2 separate regions of the Mus musculus genome follow, and region 2 is linked to region 1. The links are chromatin loops, found by intact Hi-C in ENCODE. Cell type or tissue: left cerebral cortex. All regions are shown on one strand. Links, peaks and the distances in the headings refer to the core of each region. The heading gives the core; the rest is flanking DNA.

What was found. Peaks named below come from ENCODE experiments on the same cell type or tissue, not always from the same donor. Only the 100,000 strongest peaks of a DNase experiment are listed, where the experiment ranks them.
Region 2: a loop joins it to region 1, with 2.3 times the contacts of the local background. A loop is called at or near these places in 4 of 42 quality-filtered maps.

Annotation. Positions count from the first base shown.
Region 1 is chr1:181,441,391-181,451,079 of GRCm38, forward strand. Cnih3 (cornichon family AMPA receptor auxiliary protein 3) reads left to right here. Exons shown (of 6, transcript NM_001160211.1): 4 at 8,580-8,692. Among named protein-coding and RNA genes, the nearest start is that of Ccdc121, 65 kb to the right of the region's middle. In left cerebral cortex, for the core only: a CTCF peak has its summit at 4,443 (motif pointing right); DNase peaks (open chromatin) are centred at 4,699, 5,334 and 5,937; H3K27ac peaks cover 1,076 bases.
Region 2 is chr1:181,389,156-181,398,844 of GRCm38, forward strand. All of the region lies in intron 1 of Cnih3 (cornichon family AMPA receptor auxiliary protein 3), which reads left to right. Among named protein-coding and RNA genes, the nearest start is that of Cnih3, 41 kb to the left of the region's middle. In left cerebral cortex, for the core only: a CTCF peak has its summit at 4,246; DNase peaks (open chromatin) are centred at 4,296 and 4,850.

The DNA.
Region 1 (9,689 bases), core at 2,787-6,786:
GAATAATGGAGACCAGAGGGAGCCAGAGCGCTTACTTCTGTACCAAGCAGATGCCACCAGCCTTGGGCTAGGGAGTCTTGGGGTCCTCTCTTACAGCAGTGCTAGAGAACCAGAGGCTGGACTCACCTGCTCCTTACTGAACACGCTCCCATCAGATCCCAGTCCCCAAGCAGTGGTGAGAGGGCGCTGAGGGCTTAGTTTGTCCCAGTGAAGTCCTGGAGAAGTTTTGTACCCCACTGGAGGGCTGGAGGGCTGGTGAGAGTTTTGAGGCGTAACCTCGGCCTAAATATTCTGACGGGTGCACCTGGGAAATGTCTGAATGTACAGCTTCTGCCTGATATCTGTCTCTGTGGCCTAGGGTGGGACCTGGAGATGAGCACTTCTGACAAGTCTGCGTGCTATTCCGAGGAACTCAACCCTATTTTGAGAATCAGTGTTAAGAAGTGCTTTTCAAACCTTGATGTGCATACATAAGCCACCTGGGAACCTTCCAAGGCAGGTTCTGCTCCAACAGATCTGGGCTGGGACCCAAATCCTACATTCCTAACAAGCTGCCAAGTGCGGGGGTGGGTGGGGGTAGGGGGTGGATGGGGTGGGGGGCTGGTCCAGAGATCACACATGGAGGAGTGCTGTCCTTATAGCTCATAAGGAATGTGTTACTCAGATACTCAGTCCCCAGAACTGCTGAATCTGAAGCTCAGGTGTGGGGTGGGGCAGGAGGTGGCGGGGCACCCCCCCCCCCCCATTTTAGCAAAACCTCCAGAAGATCCTGAGGCACATGGAACCTGGGAGCTATTGAGAACTGCAAGCTCACAGAAATGTGACCCATTTTTGTCAGGGGAGGGTGGGACCTGACACTGAGCCACATCTGTCCCTGTCACCTCATGCCCTATTGCCTTCCACCAGCGACAAAGCCACCCCCCACCCCCCCCCCCCACATGAGTACTTTTGGAAGGAAACATCTTCTACAGAGTGTTGTGTGGTATGTGATTTTTCTAATGAGTCAAAACAGGAGAACTTCCCCAGTGGGCAGCCTGGGAAACAAGCTTTTTGTGCAGGTGGTAACTGGCATGGATGCTCAGTGCATGGCAGAGCAGGTGCTGAGGCTCCCACGGGAGGCAGCAGGGGGACTGGAGGTGCCCAAGTCAGTTAGAGCCAGTAAACCTGGAAGCAGAACCCAAGGAGTAGGGAACACCAGAAGGGTCAGGCCACACCCAGGCCTCTGGGTGGTAGAGGAATAGAGGCCCAGTCTGTCCAGAGAGGACGTCCCTGTAGGCCCTAAAGAACACCCAGAATCTCCACGCCCTGATGAGCATTGGGATCCACAGAGGAGAAGGGATTTTCTTGTCTTCAGATCCTGAGCCTCTCAGGCAGGCAACCGCTTCCCTCACCTTTGTACCACACTTTACTCCATGTTCCTGGTACAGGGGAATTGGGGGCAGGGGTAGGGGCAATGTATTAGCTTTCCTTGAAGACTGTCCCCACCATCTGTGGTCAGCCATGAGGATCTGATTTTGGCTATGGGTGGTCGACAACCAAACATTTTCCGGACATTTAGGAGGGTTTCTGGCAGTGGCGGGCCCTGAACCACACCTGTAGCTGATGGTGCAGATATAATTGGTGACTATGATTCCAGGCTGTAATTCTGTGCCGAGTTACTCAGCGACATTGGCTTACCACTTAGAAATAGCTGGTGAGCCTTGGTGCAGATTCCAGATAAAAACACCTAACAGTTCTCTAACAGACAGAACTCAGTCAACTCAAGCCTGGGTCTCAGCAACTGACTTCCCTGTACCAGCTGAGGCTGGGATCCCAGTTCCTGAGAGATGTCAGGGCTAAAGGCTGGACTGTCTTTCCTGAGCGTCAAATGCTTTCCCCAAGGCTTCACCGCTTGGAGTAACCACATGAAAGAGTCTTCTTCAGAGCGGGCAGCTTCAGAGCTTCCTGGCAGCACTCAGAGAACTTTATCCTAGTCTCACGGGACAGCAGAATCCTATCTGTTTCCTATCGATGCAGACCTTTCTCTCCGTGCTCCCAGCGCCATAACACAACACTTGTGATACTCAGCTTATGAGGAGGAAAGTTTTATTTTGGCTACAGGGTCTTTGACTGGTCAGCTCTGTTTTGGGTCTGTGATGGAGCACCATAGCAGGAATGTGACGGAGCAAGCAGATCTGCTCACTGCATAGCCAAGAAGCAAGCAAAAGAGAGATGTGTGTGTGTGTGTGTGTGTGTGTGTGTGTGTGTGAGAGAGAGAGAGAGAGAGAGAGAGAGAGAGAGAGAGGGAGAGAGAGAGAGAGAGGGAGTCTTACAATCCCCATTAAGAGCACACCTCTAATCCCTAAAGACCTACCTCCAGGCTCCACCTCACCCAGTAGTGCCTGGGGATCAGGCCTTTAACACATAGTCCTCTGGGGGACATTCAAACTATAGCAGCATCCTGTCTCCCCTTGCTCTGGTAAGTCAGTCAGAGCCCAGGGCTGCTGCGGATGATTGCTCATTTGAGAACACTTATGGATGGATTCTAGGCTGCAGGTCAACAGAGGGTCACCCCGATTCTGTTTAGCCAGGGAGGGTGTCTGTGCTAGGGTCACGTGCACTGGCAGAGACACAGGCTTGACAGGCAAGTCACTTAAGCAGCCTGTGGCTTCTTTCTCTTCCCACCTGGGGAGACCGGACGCTGGTGTCAAGGATGACCAAGGAGTCTAGATTGAGAAGTAGGAAGCCAAATCTGGCTGTGAGCTGTTTCACCGACTTTCAGGGAAGAAGGGCCAGTTGCTTCCTGAGTAGGGAATTCTCCAAGATGTTTATTCACAATATGAAGATCATCCTCATAACTGCAGGGGCATTGTCCTCTGATGCTGGCTTGCCATCTGAGAGTACCATCCTTCCTAGTCCGGTTTACATCCTCCCAGCAAGTGTGGTGCTTTACAGATAAGGGAAATAGGGCCTGGTGTTGTTAGCTGCAGTTCTTCATATCATAAGGTTGATCCTTATGTAACCAGAAGGAATTTACATAATGCACATCATTGCAGACCAATGTGTATTAGTTGAAAGGCTTTGTTGAGCTGACAGGCAACACTGAGAGCTGGGAGACAAACCTTGCGGCTTCCATGGTCTTCAATCTGAACTCCAGTCTGGATCTTCAGTGGACCTTCCATGGCTATGTGCATTCCATGGCTGTGAGCCTTCCATGACCGTGGGCCATGTTTGTGTCTTTTAGAGATCTGGTCCCCTGGCTGGGGAGATGGCTCCATGAAGGAGAGTGCTTGTGTGGCAAGCATGAGGGACCGAGTTCAGATCTCCAATAAGCACAGAAAAAGCTGGGTGTGGCTGTGCACAACTGTAACTCTAGCACTGGGTAGAGTGGAGGCAGGAGAATTGCTGGGACTTACAGCCTGCTAGCCTAGCTAGAAGAAAAAAAAATGGAGATGCACTCAAGCTTCAGTGAAAGACTTTGCCTCAAAGTGTAAGGGAAGAGTGATAGAGGGTAGCAGTGACCCCATCTGGCCTCTGCGTGCACACACACACAGAGATATGTGAAGTCGAGAGTGAGTGAGCACATGCATGTGAGCGCGCGCGCGCGCACACACACACACACACACACAGACACACACACACACACACACACACACACACACACACACACACCTCCTTCCAGAAATCCTGCCTTCATGGGACTCATATGGGTTGCCTACCTCTCACTATCTGCCCCGTTCCCTAGCTTTAGGGGTCCCCCTCATGCCAAACATATTACTTCCACACTTCTGGTATGGGATATAGACATCTACTCTCTACTTCCTCTTCCTGTGAGGCTATGAAAAGTCTCTCCTCCTATCTACCCTGCCCTCTGTACCAGCACACTGAAGAGAAACCCCAAACTGTCATGTGGCATTATTCTCCCAAGACCTGTGTCCTGGCAGCCAACGGTTGGTCACACAGACAAGTGAGAAGCCGAAGTGACAGGGAGAAAATATTTAGACCATGAATAAAAATAAAGTTAAATCTCGCTTAAAAGGAGACAACGGTTCCTTCTCTCCCAGAATCTAGCACCATGGGCATGTATATTATTATCTAAGAGCGAATTTAATCAAGGAAAAACAAAACTGATTTAAAAAGAGTCTTAAATTCTAGACTATAATTCTACTCTCTTTTGGTATTGATTTTTATACAATATGTTTTAGTTGCTCGAGATGGCTAAAACCAAGTCCTTAATGCGTTCTTTAGTTACCAATAAGAATTTACATATTTTGATGGACAAAAAATAAATTTAATTTTAAAAATTCCTGGGAAAGCAAGGATGTGGGTGAATGCATGGTGGATGCCAGAGAAAGGAGACATGTCTCTGCTGGACAGGAGCCTGTCTTCTGGGACAGAGCTATGCTAGACAGTTCTTACACTAGCTTTGGGGGCAGCACAGGGGTGCTGGCCTGTAGGGGGCAGTAGAAATGGAAAACAAGAGTAGATCAAAGTGCCCTGTAGAAGTGACCATGTCAGATTTGTCTTGTTTCCAGGCTGGCTGATGAGAGAGAGGAAGCAGAGGTGCTCTTAGGACAAACTAGAGGCTCGGGAGAGGTCTGCAGGGACTGGGAGGAGGGGTGGGAGTGGAGTGAGGACTCAGGAATATCCAGATGGGAATATTTGCCAGCAAACAGAAACTGACTACTAGAATCTGGGCAGTAAGTCAGAAGTGTAATGAGCTTGGCAGGTACCCCAGTCCTACCTGGCATCAGGCCTGCCCTATACACTCTTAAATAAGTGGCCCATTTGGTGGCTTGTGAAAGGGCTACACAAAATAGTGAGTTCTTTGTTTTATTGTTGTTGGTTTTCTTTTTCTATCTTTGTGTGTGTGTGTAGTGTGGGTGTGTTTAATGTGTGCATGATAGAGGTGTAAGTGTATATATGTATGTGTATATACACGTGTATGAGCAAATGTGTGTGCACACATGCCCATGTGTATGTATGGGTATGTAGAGAGCAGAGGTTGATGGCAGAGATCTTCCCTTGGTCACTCTTCTTAGTCAGCCACGAAGCAGGGTCTTTCAATCAAATCTAGAGCTTGCCCTTTATAGCTGGTCTTGTAGGCTAGCTTGCTCTGAAGATCCTGTCTCCTCCCAATTACAGGTGGGACAACCATGCTTACCTGATATTTATGTGGGTTTCTGGGGATCCAAGCTCTAGTCCTTGTGTGTGTGTGTGTGTGTGTGTGTGTGTGTGTGTGTGCAGCAAGTGCTATAATCACCGAGCAGTCTCCTCACCCCCTCTGATTTTGCTAGTCTCATGGCATGCCAACTTTTCCATGCATATTTAGATTTATTCTTCCTTAACAGTGGTTCTGGCTTCATGACAAACCCTTCGGCTATTCTCAAGTTGGCAGGCATTGCTTGTTAGGTTTTGTTTTTTTTGGGACCAGTTCTCACCATGTAGCCTGTCCCCTTAGCCCAGGATCACAGGCATGTATGTGTAGGCTAGCCTGACTTTAACTGTCACCTTTTCAGAACCCCACAATGTCTATAGTGAGATCATTCTTACTATTTATAACTACAGAAAGCAGGATATGGGGTCTCAGACTGTGGTCTACATGAAGTGGTGTCTATTTATAACTCATTCAGTGAATCACGGGTATCGGTACCATTCAACAGCTCGGCCAGAGGAAACAGTGTCTGCCGGTGATAAGGGATGGAACTAGCCATGGGCATGCTCAGAGTTTCAATCTACCTTTCTATACTTCCTCTGGTAGGTTCAAGCGTGGGGCATATTTCTATAGCACTTATTCGGTCTGAGCTGGGAGCAACCCAGCTGACTACCCACCAGAATAAGCCTGATGCATGCTTGGTGGCCTTCCACCTGGTACTCAGCATCAGGAGCATGTCACACTAGCCTCGGTGGCTTATTAAACCAAGGTCCGGAAGGATGCTCAGGAGGATAGAGAGGGGAGAAGAACACAGCCTTGCTTTTCTCATTGATTTCTCATTCCGAGGCTCTGACTACATCAGACAAGATGGGCCAAAGTGTGTCATAGCAAGAAGGAACATGTGACTCTCAGTCGCTCAGAACAACAAACGTTTATGACTTGCTCTCACTCTGCCCATCGAAGGCTGCCGGGGTGGGGGGGTAGGGGTGGGAGAGAGCCCTCTGTCCTCACTGGTGGTGTCAGGATGATGAAGTATACCCGTTGTTATAACTGTTCTTTGTGATGTCAGAGGAAACAAAATAGGACTTTGGGGGCATTTCTTATTGGCTGTTAAGTGTTCCAGGCTTCTCATATAGTTTCCACTCATGGCCCCTGGGGCCCCTCCCAGCTGCTGGGATCGGGGATGTCTTATGTTGCAAAGGCCAAGTAGTGGAAAGGCACAGATGGTCTAGGGTGAGGCATGGTACGGGCCAGCGCGGGTAGCCTGGCTAAGCTCCATTTGGTCTGAGAGGAATAAGGTCCCTACATTGTCCACATCACTGTGAGTAACATGGGATGCCTGGAGCAAGAGGAGGGGCACAGGGGCATTGCAGCCACTTGAAGTCTCCTGGGGTTAGGAACAAGTCTGCTCAGGATTTTAGATACTGAGAGGCAGTGGGAAGACCCACACAGAACAGCAGGAGGGTTTCCCCCTCATCCCTAAAAGTCGAGCTGGCCTCTGTTAAGTGTTTTCCTTCACACAGGGGATGGTAATAGATCCTCCCTGTCAGTCACAGCTTCCATTATCCACCAAGTCCCAGAGAACAAGGAGCAGTGTGATGGATAGAGGGCATGAATTCTGAACTGTCATCATTCAGAGGTTTGGCGTTGGCACTGGAGACGGGGATGGAGCTGTACTAGATGATTCAGGCCTGTCGTCGCTGTCTCTGAGCATGTTAAGTACTTGGCATAAGTGCTTGGATGTGCATGGTGGAGTAGGGCTGGCGTGCTAGCTCTGAGAACGTGGGCTTGCTCTAGGCATGGTAGGTAGCCAGGGTACAGATGAAGCCGGCAAGCACAGCTTTGAGGTTCTCAAAGGAGGAATGACAGCACATGGCCTCTCTTACTACATGGTTGAGATTCATAGGTGCAGTGCCTGGTTTATCCACTGAAGTCATGACCCCGGAGGGTTGCCTCTTGTGCTCTGAGTCCATGCTGAGCCTGAGTTAACTTAAGGTTAAGGCAGCTTGTCCTTCACCAGATGCCGAGAACAAACACAACCCCTAGTTACAAAATGCATCTCTCACATGTATGCCTGTATATGTATTTATTTAAAATCTGTGAATATGTCCTTATCTTCTGCAGGGGCCTACTGGTCAGGTAGCTAGCTCATTTGCTTACAGTGAAAGAAAGCTAGTGTCATGTTCTATACCAAAGCGAGTTGGTCTGAAGCAGTTGCTCCCACCCATGGAAGTCTAGGGCTATGACTACAGACTCTATCTCACGGGCAATCTAGCCATGCTACAGACGTATGTGGTTGGTCAGAACAGTACATTTGGTCACATGTAGGCTGTGGGGGTGGCCTCTATGAGCAGGTCAGAAAGCTTGCTATGTAGGGTAGGTGAGATAGCTCAGTGCTCTTAAGTTTGATAGCCAGAGTTCTAGCCTTGGGACCCACATAGTAGAAGGAGAGAATTGTTTCCCACAAATTGTCTTCTGACCTTCAAACATGTATGCAGGCACACATGCATTTACATACATGTTCACGTGTGTACACACACACACATACATACACACAAATGTTGGTTTTTTTTTCTTTTTGGTCTACAGTCAGTGACTTAAAACTTAAGTATTTTTTAATGTAAATTTATAAAAAGGAATCAGGTATGGGCTGAGGGTTGCTGGGGAGGATAGCCGTGATTCCTTTAGAATGGCCCCTGAAAGACACAGTTTGTTGGATCAGAGCAATCACGATGGTCAAAGTGAGATGTACAGGCCATACATACACGTGTGTGTGTGTGTGTGTGTGTGTGTGTGTGTGTGTGTGTGTGTGTGTGTGTGTGTGTGTGTGTGTGATTTCTGTCTACAAGAGTGTGCTTGCATACTTATAGCTTTCCTTACTGGAAAGGGTTGATTGTCTACCTTCTAGTCATCTTTAGTTTTCAGTTTTCATTTATACCACATGTGCCTACCCAGGAGGGGTGTCTGTCTTCTTCCATCTGTCCCCCTGCATCTCCCTGGGGAGTCTGAGCTCACCTTCTCCCTTCTCACAGAGGCCACCTCTTTTCACTATTGCTCCTTGGCATTTCTCTTGTGCTCGTCTTGATTAGCCTATCACCAGCCTTTCTGTTTTCCTGACCTTCTTGTATTATAAACAAACACACCTATTAGCTAGCGGAGGGCACAGAGGAGCCAGCAACACAGCACAAACAGATGGAAGGTGACACAGGACACTACTAGTTTCTTCAGACAATCCAGATGCTAGGCAACCTCCTCCCCTTTTCCCAGGCCTGGACAGAGGGCCTGTGTCTACTCTGGGTTGGGTCTAAAACATGGAGCACTTCCCAAAGTGATCAGTCACAGGGAAGTGACCATGCTGCAGGGAGCACCTCTGCATGGGGGACAGTGAGTGGGTGGAGCACTGCCTCCCTCTAACCGGGCCTGTGTGTCTCTGCTTCCTCTCCAGCTGGTGCTGCCCGAGTACTCTATCCACAGCCTCTTCTGCATCATGTTCCTGTGCGCTCAGGAGTGGCTCACCCTGGGACTCAATGTTCCTCTGCTTTTCTATCACTTCTGGAGGTAGGTCTGCCTGGGCCCCGCCCATCCTCCATCACCTCTGCACCCAATGACAGTGTGCCCACAGAGATCAGCCACCGGGTGCCTTCTTTTATCCCCTTGTAAAGAAACCGTGTTCTAGATACAACTGTGTTGTGATTACGAACTCTGACCAAAAGCAAGTAGACTTATGTAATACAGGTTATAGCTCATTATTGAGGGGCAGGAACTCACGTAGATGCTTGAAGGCAGAAACAATAGAGGACTTTCTGGCTTCCAGGCAGACTCATGTTTACCTAACTTTCTTACATAACTCAGGAACACTTAATTAGGGAATGGTACCAACTACCTTCAATGGGCTGGGCCCTCCTACACCAATAAATAGTCAGAATGATCCCTCATAGACACACCCTAAGGTCAATATGATCTACTCAGTCGAGACTCTCCTGTGATTGTGTCAAGTTTATAAACAAAGACATGTAGAACAAACTGACTCTCCTGAGCTTGAAGTAAGTCCCTCTTGGCTCCGTTCTGGAACCCCGGTCCTGCAGGTGAACATGAAATGCAGCTACAATGTTATTCACTGGAGCCAAAATAGGAAAACAGTACCGACTGTTAGCTGATGCATCCATAAAGAAAATGTGGTGTATCCATACAATGGAACATCTGTGTGGAAATTAAGAAGGCAGAAAGTACTTAAATGTTCTACAATGTGGATGAGCCTCAAATAAAATATAAGTTAAAGATATCACACCCAATAGCAACACATTATATGATTCTTTTGACATAAAATTTCTAGAATAGTCAAATCTATAGAGACAAAAGGTAAACAAGTAGTTTCCAAAGGAGGAGGGGAAATAGCAATAGCAAACAACTGCTCATGGGTACAGGGTTCTCTCTCTGTCTCTCTGTGTCTCTGTCTCTCTCTCTCTCCTTCCCTTCTTCCCTCCTTCCCTCTCTCCCTTTTTCCCTCCCTCCCTGTAAGGGTAATAAATATGCCCTTAACTTAGACAGTAGTGAT
Region 2 (9,689 bases), core at 2,465-6,464, 53 kb before region 1:
CTTAGCCTATCAACAGGGTTATCATATATTATTGAATATTTTTGCAAAGCAAGAATTGGCTTGCAAATCTGACCTGTGACTTCTGGGTTTTGTGAGGTAGCAGATAACTAACTGGCCTGTGGCCTCTCTCAGATCCTTCTCTGGGTGTTGTTCTGACAGATGGGGGTGGGAGGAGTGGAAGATGTTGATGCTGGACTCAGATCAACCAGGGGGAAGGCGTTGATGGGAAATCCTTGGCCATTGCCTGGGTGCTCTCTGCACCCAGTCTAACAGGTCTGACGAGAGTGAAGCAGACACAGCAGAGGGAAGTGCTATCAAGAGAGCATGGTTGCCCTGATCCAGGTATTTAGTCCCTTTGTAACTTGATGGGTACCAGCCAGCTCATGTAGGAAAGATGGAGGAGGGGCAAGGAGAAGCTTGGCCAGGCTTGTGCAGGAGAGGTAGGCAGGCACTGAGTAGAGCTTGGCCCTGGCAGGTAGGCTCTGGTTTCAGCAAAAAAGCCTTATACTGTGTAGTAGCTTGCTCTTCATGCCCAGAGTCTTCTGAGGATGCCAACCAAGATCAGGGGCCTTGGAATATCACATGAAGGTTGGCCCAGCAGGTCCAGCATTCTCTTCTCTAATGTGCCTAAGGCACTGTGGATGTGAGTTTGTCCCGACAGTCCTGTTACATGGATATTGAGAAGGCCAAGACTGTGGGAATGAGGCAAAAATTGGACTCGCCTGAAATGTCTGTATTCCTCTAATAAATCTTAAACATACACATGTGTACACGCATACACATATTTAGTGTGTGTTTATTTGGAAGTTCTTATATGTGAATGTGTGTACACCTGCTAGGGGTCAACCTTGGGTGTCATTCCTCAGGATCTGCCCATGTAGCTTTTTGAGCCTGGGTCTCTCCCAAGGAGCTGGCTTCCATTGCTTAGGCTAGGCTGGCTGTCCCACAAACCCCTGCAGTTCCTGAATCTGCCTCTTCAGCATTGGGTTAACAAGCATTTGCCACCATGCCTGGCATTTATGTAAGTTCCTGGGGCTCGAACTCAGTTCCCATGCCTGTATATCACGTACTTCGCTGCCTGAGACATCTCCCCAGTCCATTTCTCTATATTTATGGATCACCTTTACACATTCTTCCATAAACAGACCTGTTAAGGAAGCACGTGTCCTCCTAGTTTTGCAAATTTTTGTTCTATGAATCCAATAAGCTGTGGAAATTCTCAGCAATGGATGCTCAGGACCTGGCTCACTCATTGCTGCTCCCTAACATTCCTCCTAGAGCCAGCCTGGTGTCTGAGTAGGTCGGCTGTGCTGCTTGAACAAAGGGAGGCAATGGCGTTGCCTTTGAAATCCAAGCTTACGGATTCCAAGTGTCTTTTCGATGATGCTCGCTTACACTTCTTCACTAGAGAGTTTATTTTGGTTTTGTCTAATTTGAATAAGCAGGATCTTCTATATGCTGACCATACAGGGCTCCTTCCTTCCCATCTTAAATCAAGAGGGGCCTCAGGAGACACTTATTTTTAGACTCTGTGTGAAACCTGGTTCTGAGACAAGAATCAGCCAACATCCTGCAAAATTTAATTGGTTAAGTTCAGTAACTCTATATGGCACAGTAGGCCACTTCCTATAGTGGGAACACTCAGCAGATAATTCATTCTGTGGAATTCATTAGGAAGCAGTGTTGTTCAAACCCAGACATTCTGCAGGTGCATTGCTGAGATTTATTTTTTGTTAATGCCTCTGCCAAATGACCACATTGCAACAAAAAGCGTTTATTTGGAAGTTTTCTAGGCCAAGCTAGATCCACCAACCATCTCTATTTGGGGAAGGTAACTTGAGCCCAGGTTTTAGTCTCTTATGGGCTTAGGTGTCAGTTAAGGTCCCAGTAGGAAATGGTTCCACGCAGAGGAGTACTTGGGGACTGTGTAGTGATGGATTCTGTTTGGAAAGAGTGAGGAAGCTGTTGTCATCCTTTTGCCTTTCTCTTGCAACAAATACCTTGAGCAGGAAGGATTTTGCTGTTCATAGCTTTAGAGGGTCTGGTCCATTGTGACCAGGAGGCTGTGATGTAGCAGAGTGGCTTACATCATGGTGGCTGGATGCAGCACTTTCTGGATTCCAGCCTAGGGGATGGTGCCACCCATACTCATGAGGGGTCTTAGTTAATCTCTGGAAAGTCCCCATAGATACATGCAGAAGTGTGCTTTCTAGTGTCACAGACATTTGCATTCACCACTTGTCTTGTTATGTGATAAGATGTCCAATAAATGCAGCCTAAGGAAAGGACAGCTTGTCTTGGCTCACTGACTGCAGTCTGTCAAGGAAGCAATGGCTTGAGGTGGCTGTCATGTGCACTCACAGTCAGGAAGCAGAGAGAGAGAGAAAGAAAGAAAGAGAGAGAGAGAGAGAGAGAGAGAGAGAGAGAGAGAGAGAGAGAGAGAGAGAGAGAGAGGAGCATTAGATGGTGCTCCGTTTGCTTCCTCACTCAGCTGTGTACCCTAACTGGTAGAATGGTAGTGTCCACACTTAGGGTGGACCTTCTTACTCCAATTAACCCAATCTAGAAACTCCCTCATGGGCATGCTCAGAGATTTGTCTCTTACGTGATGTCAGATTCAAACTGACAATGTTAGTAATCACAGCAACTAAATGCAAGGGTTGTCCCTCTTCTTCTGTGTCTGTGTTTCGGTGATGTGTGTTGTGGATGTCGATCCACTCTCAGTCTTGGACACATTAAACACCTTCTCCTACCTGTCCCCTGTGGTCCTTCTCAGAACAAGAGTCAGGGTCATCCACTTTGCCTCAAACTCCATACATTCTGGTGTTAAGTCTTCCTCAGCCCGGGGACATCAAGAACTTCTCTTACACACATGTTTCTGCTTTTGCTGTGAAGTTTTAAGACATTAGTTTGTCCTTCCTTTTCTCAAATGTGAGTGAGCATCGCAGCCATGACATAACACCTCCAGACAGCACTTGATGTTCTTCTCCTAGCGGAACGACCATCACCGTTTTGCTAAAGATGTTGAGACTACTCCTCAGAGACCCGAGGTTGGACCAGTTGACATCCCCTCATAAAAGGAAGGAGCTGGAAGACCATCAGAGATCTCACCTGAGATTTCAGCCACTCCCACGTCCTCCTCCCCAAGCTCTGTGTAGTTTTGCTTTAATTAAATGTGCTCTTGCAGTCTCTGGAAAGTTAACTAAAAGGGAACAGCTCCAACTATATAGCTATGGGAGAGTCATCTCCCATATGTTGGGGTGAGACTTTCCATGGATAAAGTTGTGTTGGCTTCACCCACACTCCTTAAGTGACTCCCCTCGCCTGTGTTTTGTAAATAATTTCAATAAAGTCATTGGTTTACCACCACATTGAACCTGGGTGGAATGGTACCTGGTCTGTTGTTGTCCCATCTGGGATGAGTAGGTATTTGCTTACACCCCTCCAGGGAGAGTTCATGCAACCAGAGCCTCCCTGTTGGGTGGGTCCCTGAGGTCTGCTTAGGAAATTTATAGAGTAGAACCCAAAGGCTAGCTGCTTCCCTGGAGTGTTGCAGACAAAAGCAGCAGATGGGTCTCTCCAGGCCTGGGGGACTGTGGTGATGGAGCCTTGAACACAGGGCCCTCAGCACTGTGGAGAAGGCAGCTGGATACCTTGTGTGGCAGCTAAGGCGTTCTCCTTGGATTTAGAGACCAACAGCTCCATCCCCAGGCGCAAGTTCCAAAGAGATTACCGGAATATCCCTCAGGTGGCATTCCTTTAATGGATGATGAATGTTGAATATTTTTCTTGCCGGAGGCATGGACAGACAGTGTAACACTCCCGTGGTGCTCTACAGCTCTGCTGCTGAGTACGAGTAAGGAAGGAATGAGGAGCAAGCCAGGAGCAGACAGCACACAAGCATGCGGTGTGCAAGGACAGCGTGAGCAGAAAGATAATCCTGAGCGCTAATCACCGATTGGCTGGGTGGTCAGGAAGAGCAGGTAGCATAAAAAGCAATGAATGGGTCCACAAAGGAGTAATGGCAGCAAGAGAGAGCTTTGCTTAGATCAATGATGATAATGGACGATAGCAGTGTTGCGAACAGGGGAGGGTAGTAATGGTCTTGTCACCAAGGTTCTCAGACCAGCCCAAAGTAATCTATCACCAAATTGCAATCCTGGCCCCAGTGGGCATTGCCTCTCTCCTTCATGCCTTCCGGTCAGTTTTGTTGATGGATTGAAGCCTGGAGCAGCAGGCTCCCACCCACAGGGGTCACTGTGGCTCCAGGTCACTGCAGAATGATCAGATGTTATAGGTTGGTCCTATCCACCTTGCTTCTAGCACTGGCCCTGGGGCATGGCCACTGCTTAGCAAGCACTCCAGGAGTAAATAAGGCTAGTTCTTCACAGATGGCAGGTGCTGCAGGCCTGTTGGAGAGGGACTTGCTTAACAAAGGGTAGAACCCACTGGAGCCAGGAGAGAAGCAGATCCTTTGTCTGATGGAGAAAGCTCAAGGCAGCAGAACTGGTATGAGCTTGATTAGACAGAGGGTCATCTGGGCTGGGGGCTGTTACCCAGAGCCTTCCCTCTGTCTGTAGTGCTGGGGTTGGACAGAGAAGGGCTCCTTAGCCTGGCTGCATGGCAGAGAGGCTCAGGGTCCTACAGGCTGCTCTGCTGTCCTCCTGCTCCTGCTGCTCAGTGGCAGGGTCACCTCTGTTAACGAGCCAGTGTACACAGCCATCCTCATTATATACATCTCTTTGGGCTTTCCCTGACCTGGTGACTGTTGGCTGGAGGCAGCATGGCTCTGCAAAGAGTCGCAAATCAGCCAGGCTGGACACGGGCCAGAGTCCTGCTCCCTTGGCATCTCTCCTAGACGTGCAGGGCTCTGAGCTATCTTTGTCTGCTGGTGACTGAACAGCTATCAGAGGCACAGCACACAGCCCCAGAACTAGCTGCATCTGCTAGTCTGGCCCAGACAGGGGTTGAAGATGCCAGCGTGTTCTGTGTTCAGGTTATGTTCTCCATGTCGGTCCAGGGACAGGGCAGCCGAGGTCTCCCTTGCTGGTTTGTCTGCTGATCGTAGTCCCCAGCTGTGACAGGGTGAATGAACCCTGCAGTCTCTCTCACCTACCTGCTTTCTTTCCAGTTGTTACCTGTGTCTTCTCCATAGTGACAGCTTTCACTAGACTTAGATTGTCAAGCTGATGACTTTGCCTTAGACCAGGGATGAAGACTCATAGTCAGGAGTATGGGAAAAATATCTCAGGGACAGCAACCAGTTAAGAAAGTGGCATCATTACCTACTGAGCACTGGCCCTGGGACTCTTTGTCTCTTTGCTTTATATATGTTCCTTCTTCTCCTTTTTCTTCTTCTTCTTTCCTTCCTTTTTCCTTCTTCCTCCCTCTCCTCCTCTTCTCTCTCTCCCCTCTTCTCTTCCTCCTCTTCTTTTCTCTCCCTCTCCTCCTCTTTCCCTCCCCTTCCAGCCATCTCTGTATGTTTTCATGTGTATATGTGTGCATGTGTGAGTGGTCACGGGTACACATGGACACATTTTAAGTGGTCCTCACGCTCACATGGAAAGCCCTTCAGTATGGCGAGCACATTTCTGAGCTGGCCATCTCTCTAGTCCCCATCATTTCTTTTGCTCCTTGCAGTGGCTCTGAGATAGGAACTATAATTGTCCTTTCTTTATATTTGAAGTGATGGAGGTATTATTGTTCTTTTTTTTTATTATTTGAGGTAACTGAGGTTTGGAAAGGTTAATAAAACTTGCCTGCAGTCACACAAATCAGTGAGACAGATATTGAATCCCAGCAGGGTCCCTGTGACTCACACAGAGCCCGAGCTCCCTGTGGAGTTGCCCCTCAGTGTGGACACAGAGGGAGTCCGTGCTCAAATCTAGCAGAATTCTCATTTCTGTACTCTGTACTGTGGGCTAGGCCTCTTCTCCACACTCCCTGCAGCCCGCTGAGGCAGGAACATTAGTCTTCTTATTTTATAAACAAAAAGGTCACAGTCTGGGGAGGTAAAAGGTACATTCAAGGTCAGGGAGCTAGTGATGGGTAGGTAGGTACCTATAAAGATGGAAGATACAGGGACTAGGGGTAGCTCTGCTTGTAACATGAGGGGCATATGGGAGGTGTCTGAGAGAATGGTAGATGAGGGACCACAGTGATTGTGGCTGAGTCAGCCTTCTTTAGCTGTGCTCAAGTGTCTGGCGTGATTGGCTTAAAGGAGGGGAACTTCTGACTCACAGTTTGTAAGTTTTAGTTATCGGTCAGTTCCTCTCCTGTTTTGGGACCTGCGATGAGGTCATTGTGGGGAGGCTGTGCTGGAGCACAGCTGCTTGCCTAGAGGAAAAGAGAGAAAGAAGAGAGATAGGGCAGGTGGTGGGGGGATGATGGAATATGAAGGGCTGAAATCCCACCAATATGCCCTTCAAGGCCATGTCCTAATGACGTAACTTCCTCCCACGAGGCCACACCTCCTAATGATGTAACTTCCTCCCACTAGGCCACACCTCCTCAAGCTTCTACCACATAGCACCACAGGCTGGTGACAAAGCCTTTAACATATAGGCCTTTGGGGACATTTAAGATGTATATTATTATGGCAGTATAAAGAGATCAGAGGATCATGGGACTGAATGTGGTGTATTGGTGGTCGGGGGTCAGATATACAGGAGCAGCAGACAGAAGGGTGGGTTCCATTTTATCCCTAATCATTGGCCCACTCTGCCTAGTCTAAGTGGCTCTGCCCCTTTAGACTCTGCTATGGAATTGGCCTGGTCCCATCTTGTTGGCAGGCCATAGCACAGGGATCCCTGCTCAAGATAAGAGCAGCCGCTGCCCTGTGACAGTAACAAGCTGTCCTGTGTGTGCTGTCGGGGAGATGCATCTGCTGACCCTGCTTCTCCAAAGGGCCCCACTAGATGAGACTGGTGGAGTCAGGACATGACTGAGATCTCTGTGTTGGCTTTAAAGTGCTTTCCTTGGTCTCATTAGCTCCTGGGCACATTGTTTGGGTATCCTTAGATGACAGAGGGCTGGTGCCAAGCCTGCTGGGTCACGGCCCATGTTGGTATTGATGGGTGTACTATGAAGTGTTCTTTATTCCGTCTCATAAGGGAAAGTGAATCTCATTAGCAAAGGCCGAAGACAACTAAGGAAGAGGGTGAGTGCTGGACTCCAGATCTGACCCTTTGCTGGCTGGCTCTGGGCATTACAGAGCACAGACTATCCAGTGACAACGTTATGAGTGATAGCTACTTTTTGATTATGCTTCATGGTCCTCGATGGCTGAGCAAGGACTGGGATAAATGCTTGGTACTTCATAGAGCCCCAAAACAACTGTCTGAGTCTAGAACCAGTGCTCCATCCTTCCCAGGAGCACATGAGACATTTTCCTGAGCAGCTTAGAATCAGCAAGGGAAGAGACTTAGGTAGTACTCAAGCTGCACTCATTGGTTGGGCGCTCTGTATCCCAGCCAATCAAAACGCTTCCGTAGCCTGCTTGCCTTCCAAATGTTGGCACTCCCTGCTCTAACAGGACCCCAAAGCTTGGGATTTTTCTGAAGGCATTGCTTCTATTGGAACAAGACATGGAGAGGAAGTGAGATGGTGTGTTCTGTGTCTTTCATGCACAGGTTTGGGGACTTATAGGAGGAAGCTACTTTTCTGGGGGGAGTGTTTGTTTGGGGTCAGAAATGGTCTGACCCACGTTCTCAGGTGGTGCTCACAGCCATTTCCCCCAGACTCAGACTCAGATTGCGGGTGCAATGCTTTTGGTATTTTGAAAACAGGTGTATTAGTTCTCTGGTGCTGCCTAACAAAGCACTTCTTCCTACATCAGGTAGATTACAACGAGGGCTTACTCTCTGCTCTGAAAGCTTAGTGCATGAAGACGAGGCCCGAGGCCCGGCAGGGCCACAGCACTAGAGGACCCTTCTTGGCTAGTGGCAACTCCTCAGTCTTTGGTGTCCCTTGGCTGAGAGCTGTGTCACTCTAATGACTATCTCTGCCTGCCCTTTATACTATATAATTGGCCTTCTTTGTATGTCTAGTTTTGTCTCTCATAAGGACACTCTTAGTGGACTTAGGGCCCCTGCTCTAGCATGCCTTCAACTTTTCTAATTAAATCTGTAATGACACTAAGTAAGCTCATGTATTGAGGGTCCAGGTGGACATGACATTTTGGGGTCAGTATTTAGAAAGAAGAAATCAAGTGTGTGACCTTGATGGTCCTAATGCCCCAGGACTCTGAACATAGAACTCAGTTCCTCTAGGCCAGTGGTTCTCAACCTATGGGTTGCACAACAATCCCTTTGGGAGTTCAATGACCCTTTCACAGGGTCACCTAAGACCATTGGAAAACACAGATATTTACATTATGATTCATAACAGCAGCAAAATTAAAGTCACGAGGTAGTAATAAAAACAATTTTTATGGCTGGGGGTCATCACAACATGAGGAACTGTATTAAAGGGTCTCAGCATTAAGAAGGTTGAGAACCACTGGTCCAGGCTGAGTTTCTAGAGACATAAGATCCGAGCTCATGTGTCAGAACTCTTTGGACGTTGCCTGCCAGTGCTCACTTGCCCTCCAAGGTGGTTAGCCCAAGCTTGTGCTCTGGTTTCTTGAGTCTGACTTGCTAGATTCATGGTGTATTTTCCGTGTTGCCTCTGTACTACCCAGCATCCACTGCTGCACAACTTCATGCTTGTTCATGTGTCTTCAACCCTCCCCCCACAACCCTGGTGGAGTTCTTCTTGTCCAACCTTTGTCAGAATGCAGCCAGCCCTGAAAGTCACCTGCGAGACACATCCCACACTGGTCCATGTGAAGTCTTCAGTGAGGCCCCCTCTCTGCGGTGCCTCTGCACCAGGCTTTGTTCTTGACTTGTCTTACCTCAGCCTGTCTTGTTCCCTGCTGGCCCTTCTTTGTCTCCCATCTGCCAAACCTTATCCTCCTTACAGCAGAGCCTACTTTTCTGGAATTTTTTTCTTCTACTGTGTGGGTCTGTCTTTATTGTCAACTTGACACAACCTGGAGTCTTTAAAAGTATACCTGTTTTTTAAGATTTATTTTTTATTTTATTTTATGTCTATGGATGTTTTGCCTGCATATATATCTGTGTACCACATGTGAGCTGGTGCCTGTGGGGGCCAGAAGAGGGCATTAGATACCCTGGATATGGAGTTACAGACTCTTGTGCTACCACATGTGTGCTGAGACTCAAATCTGGGATCTCTGGAAGAGCAACATGTGGTTTTTTTGGTTTTTTTGTTTGTTTGTTTTGGTTTTGGTTTTTTGAGACAGGGTTTCTCTGTATAGCCCTGGCAGTCCTGGAACTCACTTTGTAGACCAGGCTGGCCTGGAACTCAGAAATCCACCTGCCTCTGCCTCCCCAGTGCTGGGATTAAAGGCGTGCGCCACCACGCCCGGCGCAACATGTGTTCTTAATGGTTGAGTCATCCCTTCAGGCAACAACCTAGAGTCTTAGGAAGAATTATCTGGATCAGGTTGGCCTGTGGTCATGTCTTTGGGGTGTTGTCTTAATTGTTAATTAATGCGAGAAGACCCTGCCCATTACAGGTGGCACCATTCCCTAGTCAGGAGATCCAGAACCACATTAAGAGAGGAGAAAGCTACATAAGCCACAAGCAATATGTGGCTCCACAGGGATCCATGTGTTTGTTCTCTC